Linked DNA regions of Homo sapiens: region 1 is linked to region 2. Evidence: read pairs that join two places in POLR2A ChIA-PET (ENCODE). Cell type or tissue: K562. All regions are shown on one strand.

Region 1 (8,000 bases), 88 kb before region 2:
ACCCCTGAAGACTGTGTGACCCTCATGAGCAGAGCCATTGCACCCACCCACAAGGGGCCTTTGGGTGAATTAGAAAAAGGTACCTTGGCTGGGTGCGGTGGTGCACACCTGTAATTCTGGCACTTTGGGAGGTGGAGGTGGGCGGATCGCTTGAGCTCAGGAATTCGAGAACAGGGCAACATGGCAAAACTGTCTCTACAAAAACTATAAAAATTAGCTGGGCATGGTGGTGTGTGCCTGTAGTCCCAGCTACTTGTGAGGCTGAGGTGGAAGGATCGCTTGGGCCCAGAAGCTTGAGACTGCAGAGAGCTGAGATTGTGCCACTGCACTCCCTCCTAAGCAACTGAACAAGACCCTTTAAAAAAAAAAAAAAAAGCAAAAAAAGAAAAAGCCACCTGTGCAGTTCCCCAAAAAGTAAAACATAGAATTGTCACATGACATGGCCCAGAAATATACCGTTCCTAGGTATATCCTCCAAAGAACTGAAAGCAGACTCAAACAAGTACATTGCCTTAGTGGGAGCCTGCCATAGTCTAGGTGGTTTTTAGAACAACAGAAATTTATTTCTCACAGTCCCGGAGGCTGGAAGTTCCAGATCAGGGTGCCAACACGGTTGGATTCTGGCAAGGGCCCTTTTCTAGGTCACAAACTGTAGAATTCTCACTGTATCCTCACATAGCAAAAAGAATTTGAGAGCGCTCTTCAGGGTTCCTTTAAAAGGCCACTAATCCCAGCCAGGCACAGTGGCTCACACCTGTAATCCTAGCACTTTGGCAGGCCGAGGCGGACAGACTGCCTGAGCTCAGGAGTTTGAGAGAAGCTTGGGCAACATGGTGAAAAAAAAACAAATTAGCCGGGCGTGGTGGTGAGCACCTGTAGTCCCAGCTACTCGGGAAGCTGAGGCAGAAGAATTGCTTGAACCCAGGAGGCGGAGGTTGCAGTGAGCTGAGATCATGCCACTGCACTCCAGCCTGGTGACAGAGCGAGACTCCACCTCAAAATAAATAAATAAATAAGGCCACTAATCCCATTCACGAGGACTCCACCCAGGACTTAACTACCTCCGAGGCACATTGAGGGTTAGAATTTCATATATATATATATATATATACCTACATATTTCCCACTTAGAGATGGGGTCTGACTATGTTCCCCAGGCTGGCGTGCTGTGGCTATTCACAGGCACAATCCCACTACTGATTGGCACAGAAGTTTTAGCCTGTTGCACTTTCTTTTTTCTTCTTTTTTTTTCAAGGTGGAGTCTCACTCTGTCCCCAGGCTGGAGTGCAGTAGTGCAATCTTGGCTCACTGCGGCCTCTGCCTCCCGGGTTCAAGCGATCCTCCTGCCTCAGCCTCCTGAGTAGCTGGGACTACAGGCGTGCACCACCACGCCCAGCCAATTTTTGTATTTTTAGTAGAGACAAGGTTTCACCATGTTGGCCAGGATGGTCTCAATCTCCTGACCTCATGATCCACCCACTGTGGCCTCCCAAAGTGCTGGGATTACAGGCGTGAGCCACTGAGCCTGGCCTACACTTTCTACCTGGGCAGGTTCACTCCTCCTTAGGAAACCTGATGGTCATCATGTTGATGACCCAGGAAGTCATCATACTGATGCTGAACTTAGTGCAGACACCTGACAGGCATAGTGCACTAAAGCCCAGAACTCCTAGATTCAAGCAACCCTCCCACCTCAGCCTCTGGAGTAGCTGGAACTACAAGTGTGTACCACAATGCCCAGCTAGAATTTCAACATACAAATTTTGGGGGACACAAACATTCAGTCCATTGTATACATGTACATACACATTCAAGTAATATTATTCATGCTGAGCGCGGTGGCTCACACCTGTAATCCCAGCACCTTGAGAGGCAGTGGGGGTGGATCACCTGAGGTCAGGAGTTTGAGACCAGCCTGATCAACATGGTGAAACCCCGTCTCTACTAAAAATACAAAATTAGCCAGGCGTGGTGGCACGTGCCTGTAATCTCAGCTACTCGGGAGGCTGAGGCAAGAGAATCGCTTGAAACTGGGAGGTAGAGATTGCGGTGAGCTGAGATCTTGCCATTGCACTCCAGCCTGGGCAACAAGAGCAAAACTCTGTCTCAAAAAAAAAAAACAAAAAAAAAAAAACAAGCAATGTTATTGACAACAGTGAAAAAGTGGAAGCCAGGATCGGTGGCACATATCTGTAGTCAGCTTCCTATCTAACAGGCCAGTCCTCAAGCACCTGGTTACCAGGAAGAAGAAACAAAAATTGTTAAAAAGCACCCTTCCTTAATGCATTTTATATCCATCTGTTAAAACAATTGCCATCATAAACTGATTCTGTAAGAATAAGACATACAAATGGAATCATACAATATGTGGCTTTTTGTGACTGCTTCTTTCACTTAGCATAATGTTTTCAAGGCTCATCCATGTTGTAGCATTTATCAGTACAATATTTCATTTCATTTTTTTCTTTTTCAGACAGCGTCTGGTTCTGTTGCCCCTCTGGAGTGCAGTGGCACTATCATGGCTCACTACAATCTCTGCCTATAGTGATGGTGCGCGTATAGTCCCAGCTACTTGGGAGGCTGAGGTGGGAGAACTGCTTGAATCCGGGAGGTGGAGGTTGCTGTGAGCCAAGATCACACCATTGTACTCCAGCCTGGGTGACAGAGCGAGATTCTGTCTCAAAAAAAAAAAAAAAAAAGGCCAGGTGCAGTGGCTCAGCCTGTAATCCCAGCACTTTGGGAGGCCGAGGCGGGCAGATCACGAGGTCAGGAGATCAAGACCATGGTGAAACCCCATCTCTACTAAAAAAATACAAAAAATTAGCCAGGCGCGGTAGTGGGTGCCTGTAGTCCCAGCTACTTGGGAGGCTGAGGCAGGAAATGGTATGAACCCAGGAGGCGGAGCAAGAATCCGTCTCAAAAAAAAAAAAAAAGACTGGGCACGGTGGCTCACACCTTTAATCCCAGCACTTTGGGAGGCCGAGGCAGGGTGGATTGTGAGGTCAGGAGATCGAGACCATCCTGGCTAACACGGTGAAACCCCATCTCTACTAAAAATACAAAAAATTAGCCGGGTGTGGTGGCAGGCGCCTGTAGTCCCAGCTACTCGGGAGGCTGAGGCAGGAGAATGGCATGAACCCAGGAGGCGGAACTTGCAGTGAGCCGAGATCGCCCCACTGCACTCCAGCCTGGGGTACAGAACGAGACTGCATCTAAAAAAAAAAAAAGAATGTCATATATTTGGAATCATACAGTATGTAGCCTTTTCAGAATAGTGTCTTTTCATATGGTAATAGGCATTTAAGTTTCCTCCATGTTTTTCCATGGCTTGTCAGCTCCTTTCTTTTTAGTGCTGATTAATATTCCATTGTCTGGATGTACCACAGTTTCTTTCTTTCTTTTTTTCTTTTTTTTCTTTGAGACGGAGTCTCGCTCTGTCACCCAGGCTGGAGTGCAGTGGCGCGATCTCCGCTCACTGCAAGCTCCGCCTTCCAGGTTCACGCCATTCTCCTGCCTCAGCCTCCCAAATAGCTGGGACTACAGGTGCCTGCCACCATGCCCAGCTAATTTTTTGTATTTTTAGCAGAGATGGGGTTTCAACATGTTAGCCAGGATGATCTCGATCTCCTGACCTCGTGAGCCGCCCGCCTCGGCCTCCCAAAGTTCTGAGATTACAGGCATCAGCCACTGTGCCTGGCCTTCTTTTCATTTATTTATTTAATTTGAGACAGGGTCTCACTCTGTCGCCCAGGCTGGAGTGCAGGGGTATGATCATAGCTCACTAAAACTTCAACCTCCCTGGCTCAAGCAATCCTTCCACCTCAGCCTCCAGAGTAGCTGGGACTACAGACACATGCCACAATGCTCAGGTAATTTTTTTATTTTTGGTTTTTTGTTTTTTGTTTTTTTTTTTTAGAGATGGGGTCTCACTATGGTGCCCAGGCTGGTCTCAAACTTCTTCTCCGTTATTATTTACTATTTATTTATTTTGAGACGGAGTCTCGCTCTGTCACCTAGGCTGGAGTGCAGCAGCACGATCTTGGCTCACTGCAAACGTCCATCTCCTGGGTTCCAGCGATTCTCTTGCCTCAGCCTCCTGAGTAGCTGGGACTACAGGCATGCGCCACCACACCAGGCTAACTTTTTCATATTTTTAGTAGAGACAGGGTTTCGCCATGTTGGTCAGGCTGGTCTTGAACTCCTGACCTCAAATGATCCACCCTCCTCGGCCTCCCAAAGTGCTGGGATTACAGGTGTGAGCCACTGTGCCCAGCCTCTATTCTTTCATCTGTTGACTGACACCTGCATGCTTTCCATCCCCAGGGCTTTGAGGCATGAGAAGTTCTGCATTGTCTCCAGCAGAGGGGGCGGTTGGGTCCCAGCCTGTTCTTCCAGTAAAGGGAAAGGGTGGCCTCCGGGAGGGGTTTGCTGGAACTTTTGCTTGGGGCCTAGGAACCACTTGGGCTGCTGCTGAGGGTGTGTGACGGTGTGTGTGTGTGTTTTGATTTTAAAATTACTTCTAGGCTGGGCACTGTGGCTCACGCCTGTAATCCCAGCACTTCGGGGAGCTGAGTTAGGAGGATCACTTAAGCCCAGGCGTCTAAGGCTGCAGTGAGCTAGGATTGCAATAATGCACTCCAGCATGGGTCACAGAGCGAGACCCCCATCTCAAAAAATATATAAGTAAATAAATAAATAATAGAATCATGTAACCACACTCAGAGAACAAGGGAAATTGAGGGGGAACATCACCAAAAACCCCACTTCTCTGTTATATTTTAGTTTCGAGATTTAAAAACATAATATGGATTGGGGATGCTGGAAATACTTGTTATCTAATTGTGGCGATGGCTTCAAAGTATACACAGATGTCAACACTCATCAAATCGCACTCCTTATGCGCAGTTTATGACACTTCAATTATACTTCAATAAAGTTGTAAAAAAAAAAAAAGCTGAGTGTGGTGGCTCACGCCTGTAATCCCAGTACTTTGGGAGGCTGAGGCAGGTGGATCCCCTGAGGTTGGGAGTTCGCAACCAGCCTGACCAACATGGAGAAACCCCGTTTCTACTAAAAATACAAAATTAGCCAGGAATGGTGGTGCATGCCTGTAATCCCAGCTACTCGGGAGGCTGAGGCAGGAGAATTGCTTGAACCGGGAAGCGGAGGTTGTGGTGAGCTGAGATCACGCCATTGCACTGCAGCCTGGGCAACAAGAGCAAAACTCCGTCTCAAAAAAAAAGAAAAAAAGATTGTAAAAAAAAAATTTTTTTTTTTTTTCAGACAGAGTCTCGCTCTGTCACCCAGGCTGGAGTGCAGTGACGCAATCTTGGCTCACTACAAGCTCCGCCTCCTGGGTTCACGCCATTCTCCTGCCTCAGCCTCCGAGTAGCTGGGACTACAGACGCCCACCACCACACCCGGCTAATTTGTTTTTGTATTTTTAGTAGAGTCGGGGTTTCACCGTGTTAGCCAGAATGGTCTCGATATCCTGACCTCATGATCTGCCCGCCTCGGCCTCCCAAAGTGCTGGGATTACAGGCGTCAGCCACGGCACTTGGCAAAAAATCTATTTTTTTTTAAATTACAAAAGATAGGTGGGTTGGCTTGTTTGTTTGTTTTTTCTTGAGACAGAGTCTCACTCCATCACCCAGGCTGGAGTGCAGTGGCGTAATCTCCCCTCACTGCAACCTCCGCCTACTGGATCCAAGCAATTCTCCAGCCTCCGCCTCTGGAGTCACCATGCCCAGCTAATTTTTATATTTTTGGTAGAGACAGGGTTTCACCATATTGGCCAGTCTGATCTTAAACTCCTGACCTCAAGTGACCCGCCCGCCTAGCCTCCCAAAGTGCTGGGATTACAGGCGTGAGCCATAGATAGGCGTTTTATTATGAAGAATTTAGAAAAGCATGATGATTTAGAAAATAAATGTCACCCACTGCTCATAGACAGCTGTGGAGCCCTTGGTGAAGCCCCCTCCTCCTGCTGAACCCCTCAGAAGGCTCCTGGGGTAGCGCTCAGGGCCCATCCAGCCTCCAGCTTCTGCAGCCAAGTTCCAGGGCCCACCTCTGCCCTGCCGGCCTCATGATGCCAGACTCAGCTAGCATCCTTCCCACTGAGGGAACAGCAGCTATCAGCATGAGGCTCTGCCTTCTTCACTGAGTCTTCTCCGCTCAGACTCCAGGGTCCCCATCATCTCCCTGGCCAGTCCCTTCTCAGTCCCTCTGCCTCTACTTCCCCCCTAGTCCAGTAACTGTCCCTTCTCCACCCAGCCTCACGCAGGCAGGGGGAGAGTCTCCAGCCCCGTGGCAACAAACAACATCGATTCACTGGCAACACTCCACTTTCTCTCTGAGGTCTTCATTGCTCCTTGGTGCAACAGGGTCACCCTCTGCCTGATGCCTGCTCATGGATGGGCTATGCGGACCTGAAGCCCTGTGCAGGCACCTCTGCTTGCCTGTTGCAGTCACCATCCCAAAGTCATCCCCATGAGCTGGCCTCCCTCTGTTGGGGAAAAGCTGGGTGTGGGGAGAGAAGCTGAGGCAGGGCTTGCATGTCTGCTAGACTTGCTGGCTCCTTCCTTCTAGCACTCTCATTATCTCAAGTAGCCATATGTTTCAAAGAAAATGCTAAACTGTCACAGCTGTAGCTCATTTGCTTGATACACCGCTTCCTTTCAATCCCCACATCCTCACCACCTGTTTCTTTGTTTGATCACCAATAAATAGCATAGGCTCCTAGGGCTAGAGGCCTTTGCAGCCTCTATACTAGCGTTGGCCCCCTGGTCCCACTTTCTCTCTTGCCTTTTCTCACTCCTTTGACTCCGCCAGACTTTGTCGCCCCCACGGCCTGGTGTTGGGTCTGATCACCCCAACATCCCTCATTCCCCACACCCACTCCATCTACAAGTCCCATGAGTTTTACTTCCAGAATGCTCCTGAATTCTAACCCCTTCTCTGGGGTACCTTGCTTCTGCCCTATTCTGGGTCACCAATGCCTTCCTCATAAACAATTGCCACAATCCCCAACCACTCCCCCTACTCCCACCTCCCACGCCCAACCTTCCATGCAACAGACCCCAGCAAGTCACCCCGCTTCCTGTGCGGTTGAGTACAGCAGCCACGGTGGCCATTGAAACTCACTAACACGAAACCAAACATTCAGTTCTTCAGCTGCCCCAGCCACGTTTCAGATGCTCAGTAATCACACGGGGCAGCTCGTGGCTGCCACATTGTGCAGCACAGATTACAGAACATGCCCATGGTACTGGCAAGTTCTATCGGACAGTGCAGGTCTAGAACCTTTGAGCAGCTTTTCCTTGCATTTAGAATAAAACCCAAACTTTGTGCAGGCCTACAAGGCCCTGCCTCACCTCTGATCCCACTTCCTACTGCCTACACCAGCCTCATCTCCCAACCTGGCTGCTCCTCAAACAGAACTTTGAAGCCTCCTTGTCCTTTGCCTACCTGGTCCTTGTCCTTAGGACCAGCTCAGGCATCACCTCCCCTGGCAAGCCTTTCCCCGAACTGTGCCTTCTCCCACAGGACACACACACCTTTGCTATAGCCGGGCTGTGAATGCCTTATCACTTCCTCCCCCATACACAGGCATCGCTCTCGGTGACCTATCTGCCCTCCAGGCCATGCACACATCTGGTTCCTCATTCCACCAGACCTGGTTGAGCACTTACTCTGAGCTCACTATATGAGAGACATAGGGGAACAAGACAAACAGGTCTGTGACCTTGCAGAGTTTAGATCTAGTTGGAACAGACACTGAGTGGGGGATTACAGAGTGTTATGTGTGTCTAAACCCCATGCCCATGCCCATGCCCTGCTGCATTCCTCCCTAGGGAGGGATGGATGATAAGAAAACTCTACAGGAAAGGCCCAGAGGCTCAGGATAGGGGTGCTTTCAGGGAAGTCCTGAGGAGAGAACAGTGTCCTTGGGGCCAGAAGAGGCTGTCCCACAAGGGAGAAAGCCACTATCTGGACGTGTC
Region 2 (8,000 bases):
ACGGCTGGCAGGCTGGGTGGATGGGTGGCGCTGCCCAAGGGACCCACCATTCCCTTCACCTCTTCTCCTCTTGTGGAGCAGGGAGCGGCATCTGCACACAGTAGGAGGCACCTGCAGGGGCAGCTGGGGTGCTTTCCCCAAAGACTCCACCATTCATGATGGGCAGAGAGGGGGTGTCATAGGTCGCCCCACCCTACGTGTATGTGCACCATGGGCAGCAGACTTGCTGAACTTGGGTAGCATTTCAGGGCACCAAGGCAGGCTCAACTGACAGCCCTGGGTTCCTTGGACCCAACTGTCTCCAAGTGAGAGTACGGAGACCCTGAAGGAGCCCTCAGAGATTCATAAAAACGCAGCCAACACTAGGATACAACCAGGTGTTTAAGATCCACTCATTGATTTATTAAATGAATCTTAATTGAGCACCTGGGTGTTCTGGGCACTGTGCTAGACAGGGAAGTTCCTAGCTCAGGCACAGCCGTGGCCTGGAGGCTCCCACCCGTGGAGTCACTGCCTACCCTGCCCTGGGGGGACAGGTGTGCATGGAACCTGCGTGTCCTTTTCCTTGGAGCTGCTCTCAGCCCAGATCTTGATGGCTGTCCCCCCCACACACATGTACGTGTGTATAAATGCATATATATACACACATATACACAGGCACCCGGGCATGCTGACACCTCATGCATACATTCACACAAGTGTGCACACACTTAGGAGATTCCCAGGGCAAAAAGGTGGCCCAGGAAGGCTTTTTAGATGGTCCCAGTGGGCAAGTGAGGATGTGTGGTCCAAGCCCCAGGGACTCAAATGGGGCACAGGGTGGGGCTCCCTCCCCGGGCAGTGGAGGCTCAGGGCCGGAGGGCATTTGCCTGAGACCATGGGGCAGGCCAGGCCCTGGGCACTTCGTGTTGAACCTGCTGTCTATACCATGACATGCCTCCCTCCTAGAGGGCCAGGGAAATAGGACAGCAGGGTTGGGAGTAGGCAGGGGCTGTGCTGGGACCCTGATTCCAAATTCTACAGATACCATGAGGCCTGAGCTGACCTCAGTCAGATCCTTCCTCAAACCCATCAGTTCTCACTGGAGGTGATTCTGCTCCCAGGGCATGTGTGGCAGCGCCTGGAGACATTGTGGCTGCCACACCTCGGGGGAGAGGGTGTTACTCACATACGATAGGTAGAGGCAAGGATGCTGCACAGAATCCTGCAAGGCACAGGATGCCACCCAGCCCCTGACAGAGACTCCTCCGGGCCTAGATGTCAGCGGGGCCAACGAGAAGCCTGCCCGCAGCCAGTGATTTTCCCCGAAAGTGGGAAAGTGAGTGATCAGGGACCACCGCCCCAGTTCCACGCCTGTGAGCCCAGCAACCAGTGGAGAAGTGGACGGGGCTGTCACAGACACCGGACCTGGCACCACCCCCACCCCCCGCACCCACACACTTTCCTCTGACTGCAGGCAGGGCCATTGGGCACAGGCGGAACAAAGGGAGCACGGCCTCAGCCCGGTGGAGCACTGAGGTGCTGCCATGGGCATGGCCAGCCTCCAACATTGCCAGTGGCCAGGGAGTAGGCGGGAGTGGCCAGGAAGTCAGGTGGCGATTTCTGTGGCCTTTGGCATCATCATCTTTGGTGTCATGCCTTTGCTGGGACTGTTGTAACAAAGCATCACAGACTGGGGGGCTTAAAGAACAGGAGTTTATTTTCTCCTAGTCCTGGAGGCCTGAAATCCAAGATCAAGGGGTGGGCAGGGTTGGTTTCTTCTCGGGCCCCTCTCCTGGGCTTGTCTTCTCTATGTGTCTTCACATAATGTTCCCTCCATTTGAGTCTGTGTCCTGACCTCTTCTTTTACAAGCACCCCAGTCCTGGTGGGGTAACATGGCTCATGCCTGTAATCCCACCACTCTGGGAGTTTGAGGTAGAAGGACCGCTTGAGCTCAGGAGTTTGAGACCAGCCTGGGCAACATGACAAGACCTTGTTTCTATTACCAAAAAAAAAATTTTTTTTTTTTTTTTGAGATGGAGTTTCGCTCTTGTTGCCCAGGCTGGAGTGCCACAGCATGGTCTCGGCTCACTGCAACCTCCCCCTCCTGTGTTCAGGCAATTCTCCTGCCTCTGCCTCCCAAGTAGTGGGGATTATAGGTGCCCGCCACCACACCCGGCTAATTTTTGTATTTTTAGTAGAGACGGGGTTTCACCATGTTGGCCAAGGCTGGTGATCTCGAACTCCTGGCCTCAGGTGATCTGCCCGCCTCGGCCTCCCAAACTGCTGGGATTACAGGCGTGAGACATTGAGCCTGGACCCCCCAAAAATGTTTAAGTTAGCAGAGCGAGGTGGTGGGTGCATGAGGTCCCAGCTACTTGGGAGGCTCAGATGGGAGGATGACTTGAGCCTGGGCTCTCAAGGCTGCAGTAAGCTGTGACTGTGCCACAGCGCTCCAGCCTGAGCGACAGAGTGAGACATCGTCTCAAAAAAAACAAAAAAGAATGTGACATATGGAACCTTTTGGCTTCAGTTTACCTTAAAGGCCCTGCCTTCAGATACGGTAACGTTCTAAGGTACTGGGGGTTAGGGCTTCCACGTGAATTTGAGTGGGGAGGGGAGATGTTATCATAACTAGGACTAGAAGGTGGCCTCCCAGGGGCATGGGCTCTGTCCCCTACATCAACATCCAACAATGTGTCAGCTTCATCATTTGGAGACAAAAACAGTAGAGCTTCCCTGAACTTTCAGCAGGGACGCTAATGAGAAGGGGGGACTTTGTCATAGCCCACATGTAAGAGGGTCCCTGCCAGTCCAGTGATGTCAGGGTCTAAAAAGCAGGGTCAGGGGACACAGGCCTTGAGCCCCAGGGACAGGGTTCTTCTGGGGCAGATGGTAGCAGTCCCTGTGGCTGGGAGGGAGGGCATCTGGAGAAGGCGGTGCTGCCTGGGCCCCGTCAATCGAAGGGTCATGTGGCGGCAGCAGTCAGAGAATCCAGGTGAGGCGGGCCCCAGGTGAGCAGTGGGGAGTGGAGTTTGGCTGCAGCAGAAGCCAGGTGGCCATGCTGTGGGCTCTGACGCCCCCTCAGGTCAGAGCCTCCTTCTCCTTCCCTGACTGTGTCAGGCAGCTGCCCTTGGGTTGCATGCAGAAGCGTGGAGGGAGGCCTGGCCCAGCCTGCTCCGCACCAAACTCTGTTTCGTGGTCTGGCAAGAGTAAGGGTGGCCCTGGTGTTGCCAGATGACCCCCCTCCCCGGGATTCTCAGTGACTGTGAGTGTGTGGCTTAGTATGTGCGGAGGGTCCCCTGCCTCCCTTTAATTCCATGTGGAGCCTTTGTGGGGGCAGGGGTTTGTCCAGAGGTCAACAAGCTGGCCCTCCTCTCTCAGAGGGCCCTGATGGAAGAATCCCCCTACCACCCTTCCAGGCTGACTTCTGTCTATTTCTCCTGCAGAGTGAGCTGGACTTGGAAAAGGGCTTGGAGATGAGAAAATGGGTCCTGTCGGGAATCCTGGCTAGCGAGGAGACTTACCTGAGCCACCTGGAGGCACTGCTGCTGGTGAGGAGGATTTAGGGAGCTGAGCAGGGCGGGATGGGGCAGGGTGACAGGGTTGGGGAGCCTCTTTGCCCTTAAGTCCCAGGTCAGCTGTCAGAGCCTGGGTGCAGCTCGCCATCCCTGGAGTGGATACCAGTGGAAGACTGAGTTGCCAAACCAAGCTGGTTTTAAAATTGTATTTGTTATGTGATTTAAAAATAAAAGTGCATATGTCAGGTAACCATGACTGTCTACTGCCATACAATGCACCTGACGGATGGCAGCCCCTCTCACCTGTGCTACCTCACTTGTGCCCTCTTCCAGCCCATGAAGCCTTTGAAAGCCGCTGCCACCACCTCTCAGCCGGTGCTGACGAGTCAGCAGATCGAGACCATCTTCTTCAAAGTGCCTGAGCTCTACGAGATCCACAAGGAGTTCTATGATGGGCTCTTCCCCCGCGTGCAGCAGTGGAGCCACCAGCAGCGGGTGGGCGACCTCTTCCAGAAGCTGGTGAGTAACCCAGGGCCGGTGCTGGGACTACAGGCGTGTACCACCACGTCCAGCTAATTTTTTGCATTTTTAGTAGAGACAGGGTTTTGCTATGTTGGCCAGGCTGGTCTCAAACTCCTAACCTCAAGTGATCCACCTGCCTCAGCCTCCCAAAGTACTGAGATTACAGGCGTGAGCCGCCATGCCCAGCCTTTTTTTTTTTTTTTCTAATTTATATTTATTTAGATAGTTATTTTTAAAAAGAGATGGGGACTTACTACGTTGTCCAGGCTGGAGTGCAGTGGCTATTCACAGGCGCAATTCCACTGCTCATCAGCACGGGAGTTTTGACCTCCTTCCTTTCCAACCTTGGCTGTTTCACTCCTTCTTAGGCAAACTGATGGTTCCCGACTCCTGGGAGGTCACCATATTGATGCCAAACTTAGTGTGTAGTGCACTACAGCCCAGAACTCCTGACTGAAGCCATCCTCCGGCCTCAGCCTTCCGCGTAGCTGGGGCTATAGGTGCACGCCACCACACCCTGTGTGTGGCTGGGACTACAGGTGCACGCCATCACACCCTGTGTGCGCCATCACACCCTGTGTGCACCATCACACCCTGTGTGCACACACTTTCCCTAAAGCAGGCTTCCTCCGCTGGGAAACAAGTCCTCTAGGGGCAGGTGTGGCCAGAGGCCAGGCCCCCCTCTAAGTGTGAAGAGCATGTGATTCCTTAAAAGCCCTTCCCCCAGCACTTCTGGACTACCGAGACACACAGCTCTGGCCTCGGGCCTCCCCTTGGCTGGTGCTGGGGGCTGAGTTTTCTGCTCTGAGGTGTGGCTTTCCTGTAGGGGGACCCCTCCCTCTGCCACCCTGTGCTGCAGACCCCCAGACTCCAGGCCAGAGCTAAGGCTTGAGGAACACAGAAGGCACTTAATTTGTTCCAGTTCTTGCTCCCTGGGGCTCTTTCCCCCATGGCCAGAGAGCAGGAGGCTGTATTTTGATACATGCTGCCCCCTCCATCTTTGAAGCCCCCCCACCCCCGTTTCTCCGTGTGTGTGTCAGCAGTTTTAAACCTAGTGGAGGGTGGTGGCTCGGGCTGGGCTCCGCGTCGGGCTGCCCCGCAGCTGCTCTTGGGCAGCCAGGGCCGCTGGGTGTGGGGCCGCCGGGAATGGCGGGCCCGGGTGAGGGCGGGCCCGGGTGAGGGCGGGGGCGGAGAGGCGAAGAAGCTGCAGGAAGGGAGGGTGACGAGGGGGAAGCGAAGGAAGGGGAAGAGGAAGGGAAAAGCGAGCGAGAGGGGCAAGGCGGAAGAGGAAGCAGGGCGGAAGGGAAGCCCGGGCCGCAGACGGCGAAGGAGGCAGCGGGCCGGGGGCTGAGGCGGGAGCGAGGACACGCCCAAGAGAGGAAGCAGAGGGAGGCGGAAGCGTGGAGGAAGGGGCGAGAGGCATCATCAAAGGAGATGAGGGGAGCGTAGGGGCCGGGAAAGAGGCACAAGGAAGAAAGTATGGGAAGGAGGAATGGAGGGTCAGGGCTAGGCGGCGGGAGGGCGCCAGGCCGGGAAGAGTACAAGGACAAGGAGGTCAGGTTTGGGCCTACATCCCGGGGACAGGGGCGGCCATGGCGGCGGCAGCCAGGGAGGAGGAGGAGGAGGCGGCTCGGGAGTCAGCCGCCTGCCCGGCTGCGGGGCCAGCGCTCTGGCGCCTGCCGGAAGTGCTGCTGCTGCACATGTGCTCCTACCTCGACATGCGGGCCCTCGGCCGCCTGGCCCAGGTGTACCGCTGGCTGTGGCACTTCACCAACTGCGACCTGCTCCGGCGCCAGATAGCCTGGGCCTCGCTCAACTCCGGCTTCACGCGGCTCGGCACCAACCTGATGACCAGTGTCCCAGTGAAGGTGTCTCAGAACTGGATAGTGGGGTGCTGCCGAGAGGGGATTCTGCTGAAGTGGAGATGCAGTCAGATGCCCTGGATGCAGCTAGAGGATGATGCTTTGTACATATCCCAGGCTAATTTCATCCTGGCCTACCAGTTCCGTCCAGATGGTGCCAGCTTGAACCGTCAGCCTCTGGGAGTCTGCTGGGCATGATGAGGACGTTTGCCACTTTGTGCTGGCCACCTCGCATATTGTCAGTGCAGGAGGAGATGGGAAGATTGGCCTTGGTAAGATTCACAGCACCTTCGCTGCCAAGTACTGGGCTCATGAACAGGAGGTGAACTGTGTGGATTGCAAAGGGGGCATCATATCATTGTGAGTGGCTCCAGGGACAGGACGGCCAAGGTGTGGCCTTTGGCCTCAGGCCAGCTGGGGTAGTGTTTATACACCATCCAGACTGAAGACCAAATCTGGTCTGTTGCTATCAGGCCATTACTCAGCTCTTTTGTGACAGGGACGGCTTGTTGTGGGCACTTCTCACCCCTGAAAATCTGGGACCTCAACAGTGGGCAGCTGATGACACACTTGGACAGAGACTTTCCCCCAAGGGCTGGGGTGCTGGATGTCATATATGAGTCCCCTTTCGCACTGCTCTCCTGTGGCTATGACACCTATGTTCGCTACTGGGACTGCCGCACCAGTGTCCGGAAATGTGTCATGGAGTGGGAGGAGCCCCACAACAGCACCCTGTACTGCCTGCAGACAGATGGCAACCACTTGCTTGCCACAGGTTCCTCCTTCTATAGCGTTGTACGGCTGTGGGACCGGCACCAAAGGGCCTGCCCGCACACCTTCCCGCTGACGTCGACCCGCCTCGGCAGCCCTGTGTACTGCCTGCATCTCACCACCAAGCATCTCTATGCTGCGCTGTCTTACAACCTCCACGTCCTGGATATTCAAAACCCGTGACCGTCAGGGCCACCCCTGCCTGTGGGCCAAGGAGACCAGTGAGTCAGGGACCTCTCTTGCATGAAGGGTGCAGTGATAGTTCCTCCCCACTGCCCCACTGTGCTCCTGGGCCTGTGACCCCAGTGCTCAGGCACCTTGCAGTAGAGGCTTCTGACTCCTGGAGCTTTGTGGCTTACCAGAGATGCAGTCCCTCCCAGGAACCTGTTGGAGAGGCAGGACCTGCTGCTTTAGAGGAGTGCAGCTGAACCTCGGCCCTGCGACTCTGTTTGGCCAGAGCAAGGATCTGGCCTGGAGAGGCCCATCCTACACCCCTTATTAGAGCCGTGATAGCCTACAGAGTGAGGTGAGGTTCTCCCGCCTTCCCAGGTGGTTTCTTTCTGCCACTTCCTGGAAAGAAAGGTGAGGCTGCCAATAGCCCGCTAGCACCAGCCAGACCTCACGCTTGACCAACCTCTCGGGGCCAGAGGTTCATTCCTGGGGCACTGTGGCCTGGTTTTGTTTTGAAACCAAGAGAGGGCAAAGGGAACCCAGCAGTTCTGAGTGAGTTCTAGCCAGCCCTACCTCAGGCTGGCTGTTGAGAGATTTTACAATTTTCATTTTTGTAAAAATAAAGCTTGATTGTTCACAGAAAAAAAAAGAAAAAAAACCTAGTGGACGTGACTTGGCCTGCCGCCCTCCTGAGAAATGGAGAATCGTGTTGTTGGGGGGAAAAAAACACACATCCAGAGCTCTTTGCCAGATAATATTCCGAAATCACTCAGAGACTTTTTTAAAACTTTAATATCTGAGGAACACTGGAATTTAACTTTGGAAGGTTTCCGCTGGCTGCCCTGGAGGCCTTGAGCTACCTTCATGCGTCAGATGATGCAGCCGGAAGACTCGGAGGAGAGGCTGGCGTTGCAGTGGGAAGTTGTTCCCCATAACGACGAGCTGAGTACTCACGTGTGTTCAACCTGGGCTGGGTGCTGGGGACTCCCCAAGGACAGATAGGCCCGGTGCCTGCCCTTGTCCCCATGACCAGCTCAGTAGGGTTGGCCCAGCATCGCTCTGTCAGGTTTCCGGGTTGGACAAGTCTTAGGACCAAAGGAGCTTGCAGTGCCCTTCCCAGCTCCGGTGCCTCTTCCAAGCCCAGGAACTCGTGATCCACGTCCAGTGGTTCAG

What was found. ChIA-PET counts read pairs that join two places held together with the same protein. Peaks named below come from ENCODE experiments on the same cell type or tissue, not always from the same donor. Only the 100,000 strongest peaks of a DNase experiment are listed, where the experiment ranks them.
Region 1: POLR2A ChIA-PET joins it to region 2 with 11 read pairs; 10 of 35 experiments call an interaction of 5 or more read pairs at or near these places.

What each region holds. Positions count from the first base shown.
Region 1 is chr22:23,169,735-23,177,734 of GRCh38, forward strand. It overlaps a transcript of RSPH14 not described here. Among named protein-coding and RNA genes, the nearest start is that of BCR, 6.8 kb to the right of the region's middle. RefSeq lists enhancers at 4,213-4,262, 4,248-4,542, 6,635-6,734 and a silencer at 7,122-7,221. In K562, no CTCF peak of the experiment used is centred here; DNase peaks (open chromatin) are centred at 4,367 and 7,637; H3K27me3 peaks cover 371 bases.
Region 2 is chr22:23,257,521-23,265,520 of GRCh38, forward strand. It overlaps BCR (BCR activator of RhoGEF and GTPase), which reads left to right. Exons shown (of 23, transcript NM_004327.4): 3 at 3,430-3,534; 4 at 3,835-4,020. It also overlaps the pseudogene RN7SL263P and the pseudogene FBXW4P1. Among named protein-coding and RNA genes, the nearest start is that of LINC02556, 65 kb to the right of the region's middle. RefSeq lists enhancers at 1-377, 6,649-6,898. In K562, CTCF peaks have their summits at 3,055 and 7,635; DNase peaks (open chromatin) are centred at 2,879, 3,255, 3,531, 7,811 and 9 weaker places.